Regions from separate parts of the Homo sapiens genome. Here region 2 is linked to region 1. Evidence: chromatin contacts called from ENCODE Hi-C or POLR2A ChIA-PET data. All regions are on one chromosome and are shown on one strand. Each heading gives the region's core, a stretch centred on a gene start or an enhancer-like site at or near the end of the contact. The rest is flanking DNA. Distances are from core to core; before and after follow the strand shown. Region 1 overlaps NCBP3 (nuclear cap binding subunit 3). Region 2 overlaps ZZEF1 (zinc finger ZZ-type and EF-hand domain containing 1).

Evidence for each region. A loop is a pair of places that touch in the nucleus more often than their neighbours do. ChIA-PET counts read pairs that join two places held with the same protein, here RNA polymerase II (POLR2A).
Region 2: a map of Right ventricle myocardium superior shows a loop between it and region 1 (2.4-fold over the local background). The contact joins two enhancer-like sites. A Hi-C loop is called at or near these places in 1 of 168 maps with a recorded cell type or tissue (Right ventricle myocardium superior). POLR2A ChIA-PET finds 5 or more read pairs at or near these places in 2 of 52 experiments (CD8-positive, alpha-beta memory T cell and activated CD8-positive, alpha-beta memory T cell).

What each region holds. Positions count from the first base shown.
Region 1 is chr17:3,815,653-3,818,352 of GRCh38, reverse strand. It overlaps NCBP3 (nuclear cap binding subunit 3), which reads left to right. Exons shown (of 13, transcript NM_001114118.3): 10 at 1-90; 11 at 2,083-2,237. Among named protein-coding and RNA genes, the nearest start is that of ITGAE, 16 kb to the right of the region's middle. Within about 2 kb of position 1,360, at least 2 of the 41 ENCODE cell types and tissues checked have a DNase peak (open chromatin) inside an H3K27ac peak, as active enhancers do.
Region 2 is chr17:4,007,947-4,010,646 of GRCh38, reverse strand. ZZEF1 (zinc finger ZZ-type and EF-hand domain containing 1) reads left to right here. Exons shown (of 55, transcript NM_015113.4): 53 at 890-1,043; 54 at 1,693-1,764. Among named protein-coding and RNA genes, the nearest start is that of LINC01975, 32 kb to the right of the region's middle. RefSeq lists an enhancer at 2,585-2,700. Within about 2 kb of position 1,271, at least 3 of the 41 ENCODE cell types and tissues checked have a DNase peak (open chromatin) inside an H3K27ac peak, as active enhancers do.

The DNA of each region.
Region 1 (2,700 bases), core at 111-2,610:
ACTGAAAATGATTTCCACGCCTTCACCAAAGAAAAGCATGAAAATGACTATGTATGCTGACGAAGTGGAATCTCAGTTGAAAAATATTAGGTAAAAATTTGTTTTATCAAAGCTAGCTTTTAATTTGATTTTAAATACTAGTATAACTTCTTAATTCCTCCTAATTTTATAATATCTTTTATCTATTCTGATTTCAGTCCCTTGTAGGAGTTTAATAAACGCATCCAGTATTTCCTCTATACAAGCAGTGATTCTTGTTATAAAAACAAAAGACAACATAGAAAGTGAAAATCATCTGTATTCCCATTCTTTCTCAACAATAACTACTGTTAGCAATTTGGCGAATAACCTTTCAGCTATTTGTGTGTGTGTGTGTGTGTGTGTGTATGGCACAGGGAAAAGCTGTAGATATATTTGTATAAAAGTATACTTTTTATAAAGATGAGGTTATGCTATTTATAGTTTTGCATTGTGCATTTTTCACTTAATATATTGTAGACATTATTTTTTTCAACTGTATATAGTCTGTTGTTTGAAAGTATCATGATTTATTTAACGAATTCCTTTTTGATGGACTTTAGGTTTCTATTTTCTTACAATTGCACTAACTCAATAAATTCCTCAAAGTCCAGTTATTACACAAAACAATATGTGTTTAAAAAGATGGTAAGTATTGCTTTATTTTTTTCCAGAAGGGTTTTTTGTGTGTTTTTATTTTTTTTTTGAGACGGAGTCTCGCTCTGTCACCCAGGCTGGAGTGCAGTGGCGCGATCTCGGCTCACTGCAAACTCCGCCTCCCAGGTTCACGCCATTCTCCTGCCTCAGCCTCCCGAGTAGCTGGGACTACAGGCGCCTGCCACTACTCCTGGCTAATTTTTTGTAATTTTAGTAGAGACGGGTTTCAGCATGTTGGCCAGGATGGTCTCAATCTCCTGACCTCGTGATCCACCTGCCTCAGCCTCCCAAAGTGCTGGGATTACAGGCATGAGCCACCATGCCCGGGCTCAGAAGGGTTTTAATCCCAGAAGGGTTTTAATCACTCACATTACCACCTGTTACCTACAAGCTCACCAGCCTTAGCTATTACCATTCTTTCTAATGCTAGCTAGTTTCATGAACAAAAAAAAAATAGTTATTTTAATGTGCATGTCTTTGATTACTACTAGGGGTGAGCAGATTCTGTGCAGGCAGAATCCACAGTTCTAAGGGTTAGAGTCTAGGGATGCTCTGTGTAACGTAGTATGTTTGTGGGGAGGGGAAAAGACCATTCAAGCTGATTTGTTTGTATGGCCTTGTTCACCACGTTCTTTTTTTTTTTGAGACGGAGTCTCGCTCTGTCGCCCAGCCTGGAGTGCAGTGGAGCGATAACACGATCTCGGCTCACTGCAAGCTCCGCCTTCTGGGTTCACAGCATTTTCCTGCCTCAGCCTCCCGGGGAGCTGGGAGTACAGGCCACCACGCCCAGCTAATTTTTTGTATTTTTAGTAGAGACTGGGTTTCACCATGTTAGCCAGGATGGTCTCGATCTCCTGACCTCGTGATCCGCCCGCCTCAGCTTCCCAAAGTGCTGGGATTACAGGCATGAGCCTGTTCACATTCTTATTTTTGGTTTTCAGAGAGCTTTCTGGTAGAGAATGCTGCCGGAACGGTGCTGGCACCTAGCATGATAGCATATCTCTTTGAAAGAGAAGTCTGCCCTTTAAAGAGAGAGACTGTAGACTATACTGTGTGTTGACTACAGCCACATCACAGCATGTGTAAGTGGAAGCCCCAATCTCTTTGTAGGCCTCTACTTAACGTTTGTCCCAGAAAAGGGGGACTTGTAGTTGTATGCTGTGTAATAGCACATACACATGTGGAAACCACCTTCGAAAACCTGCTCACCAGAACCAGTCTCTTTAGAGCAGGCAGATCATGGTTTCCATAAGCAAATAATTATAAGTTTATGGATTTGTAAGTGAATGTTGGCCATGTAAGACAGGATTTCTTAAATTGTTTCCTCCAAAGTATGAGATTGTTGTTTGGGTCTTGTCTCACAGTTGAAGTTGGTTAACTGTGCCCCATCCTACCCCCTTTTTAAAGGAACTCCATGAGGGCAGATAGTGTATCTTCAAGCAATATCAAAAACCGAATTGGTAACAAATTACCACCTGAGAAATTTGCAGATGTCCGACATCTATTAGATGAGAAACGTCAGCACTCCCGTCCACGGCCACCAGTCAGCAGTACTAAATCAGGTACTGTTCCTCACTTGGATTCCTGGCTGGATTCTGAGCTCCGGAAAGCAGACTGGGGCAGAGAGAGGTTCCTGAGTAAAACATGCGATGTGTGAACTGATTTAGCTGTCCTGGTTCATCATGTCTAAATTGTGGGCTAGGTGTTGGAAATTGAGGAAATGAAAAATAATCAGACTTCTGAAAAACTAGCTTTAAATGTTTTTATTCCAAATAATTACAGTTGTTCCTTGGTATGTCTGGGGGCTTGCTTCCAGGACCCCCTCCCCGCCCCCTACAGATACCAAAATCCATTGATGCTTAAGTCCCTTATATAAAGTGACATATTATCTGCATATAACCTACACACATCCTCTCATATACTTTAAGTCATCTCTAGATTATTTACAATACCTAATACGGTATAAATTCTTATCCTGTGTTGTGTAAAATTTGTATTATTTTTTGCTGTACTCTTATGTCTTAC
Region 2 (2,700 bases), core at 22-2,521, 190 kb before region 1:
TTCAAGCAATTCTTCTGCCTCAGCCTCCCTAGTAGCTGGGATTACAGGCGCCCACCACCACGCTCAGCTAATTTTTTGTATTTTTAGTAGAGACGGGGTTTCACTGTGTTGGCCAGGCTGGTCTCCTGGCCAACTCCTGACCTCGTGATCCGCCTGCCTTGGCCTCCCAAGGTGCTGGGATTACAGGCGTGAGCTACCGCGCCCGGCCACATCTTGCTTTTTTTCATTTAATATTTATCTTGAGATGAGTTCCCACTGTCACTGGAAAGTCTTCATAACTTTTTTTTTTTTAAGAGACAAGGTCTCACTCTGTTGCCCAGGCCAGAGTACAGTGGTGCACTCATGGCTCACTGCAACCTCCAACTCCTGGGCTCAAGCAGTCCTCCCACCTCAGCCTCTCGAGTAGCTGGGTGCTGTCACACACAGCTAGGTTTTTTTTTTGTTTGTTTTTTGGGGTTTTGTTTGTTTGTTTGTTTTTAATTTTTTGTAGAGACAGGGTCTCGCTTTATTTCCCAGGTTGGTCTCCAACTCCTGGGCTGAAGTGATCCTCCCACCTCTGCTTCCCAAAGTGCTGGGATTACAGGTGTGAGCCACCATGTGTAGCCCGTAACATCCATTTTTCAAGATGCACAGTAATCCCCGTGAGCACATTTCCGACCTCCTGTTCCCTTGGAGCCTGGTTTTAAAGTTTAGGTTCTGCCCCTTTCCTTCTTTGCTGTTGGTGACTATTCGTGGCTGCTTTGTGGGGAGCATAGGTGAGGCGACTTTATAATCATTTGTACCAGCTGTGGGAGAGGGAGGGTCTGAGCTGTGGTTCCTGCCAGCTGTAAGCCATGTGACCTTGGCATGGCTCTCAGTAAACTGACCACCTCCGGGGCTCCTCCTGCAGTGACCTGTGTGACCTTGCGCTGTTGAAGCCCCTGTGGCAGCTCTTTACCCACATGGAGTACGGCCTGTTTGAGGACGTGACGCAGCCCGGCATCCTCCTTCCCCTGCATCGTGCCCTCACTGAGCTCTTCTTCGTCACCGAGAACCGTGCCCAGGTGAGGCCTGAGGTCTGGGCAGGGAGCCCGGTGCCTCCATGTGCGTTTGCTCCCTCTGCTACCCAGGGCAGAAGCTGCTGCCTCATCCGAGCCTGAGTGGCCAGGGTCTCGACAGGCCACACAGGACAGGCATGGCTGAGAGTCTGAGGCTCTCGCCTCTCCCAGGCCTGGGAAACCCTCAGGTCAGCTCTGAGATTGCTTATTTTGTCAGGCCTAGAGCCAATGGGGGAGAAACTGCCCGGGATCAGCCCTTGACAACAGTGAGTTTTGGAAAATAAAACGATGGGTTATTTCTGCTTCCTTCTCTTTTTTTCCTCCCCTCAGCACAATAGACTGATTGAATGTGGGAGCTGAAAGGGCCTTTCAGAGTTCTTTAGCTTCCCTCTCCTTTCACACATGAGGAAACTGGCTTGAGGAGGGGTCCCGGCCTGGTCACCCAAGGGCAGGTGGAGGCAAAGGTGACCCCGGCACCGGGCACCTGGCTCCCGCCAGGGTTCTGAGCAAGGCAGTGCCACGCGGTGCTGGGCGGCGTGAGTAGCGTCCGCCCATGAGAGGCTTCTGCTTTCGCAAGCAGGTGTCCCAGGTGGTCTGGGAGAGCTGCACTGCGCATCTGGCGCTGTCACTCACAGCCCCTGCTCTCTCTCTGCAGGAGCTTGGCGTGCTGCAGGATTACCTGCTGGCCCTAACCACGGACGACCACCTTCTCCGCTGTGCGGCACAGGTACTCTCTCCACCCCAACAGAGCTGGCCCCCAGGCTGGGGCGCCACCATCTCACCATTGCCAGGGCAGAGAAGGTCTGTACATTGCGTCTGAGTAGGACAGAATCCACCCGGAGCTTACACAGAGCTTGTTCCAGTTCAGTCACTTCCTCCTGGTGCTCAGAGAGCATGCACGAGCCCCATTTATCAGAGTCATTCACTCTAAACTGTGGGGTCAGAAGAATTTGTGTCTTTAAAACCAAAACAACCGATGCCTTAAATTTAGTTTGGCTGATTCTTGAAGTTTCCGTGGAGTTAGATTTCACATATTTTTAGATGTGAGTTGCTTCTCTGGTAGCGGAACTCCTCTTCTGACAGCTGTTTGGTCTCAGGACGCTTCACACTTTTCACTGACTGAGGAGCTCAGAAAGCTTTTGGATATGTCTATTATGCATATATCCATATGTGCCATTAGAAACGAGATTTTCAATTTAAAAATTAAGCAAAAGTGTAAACCTTTATCAATTTATTTTTTTAAAGTAGTGAACCCATTTCATGTTAACATGAATAACACGTCTTGTGAAAAACGACTCTAACTTTTCAAAACAAAGTAATTACTGAGTGCTCTGGGACAAATAGGTGACCAAAAAAGAAAAAAGGAATGCCTGCAGAGGGTGGCGCTGTTGTGTTCCATCCTTGCAGACCCCTCTCATGTCTGGCCTCGTAGAAGACAGCTGGATTCTCATGTTCTCATGTCTGCTTCTGCAGTCAGTCAGATCACACGTCAGGCTCTGGAACACTCCACCATATACTCAGGAGAAGGAAAGTCAAAAATGAACCTTGCAGACCCCAAAAGGGTCTCGGGAGTCGCCTGGCCCCAGAGTACATTTTGAGAACCTTGGACTCCTTGAATATCATCGCGTGTGTGGCCCAACACCCCCACCCCCCCGGAGGACAG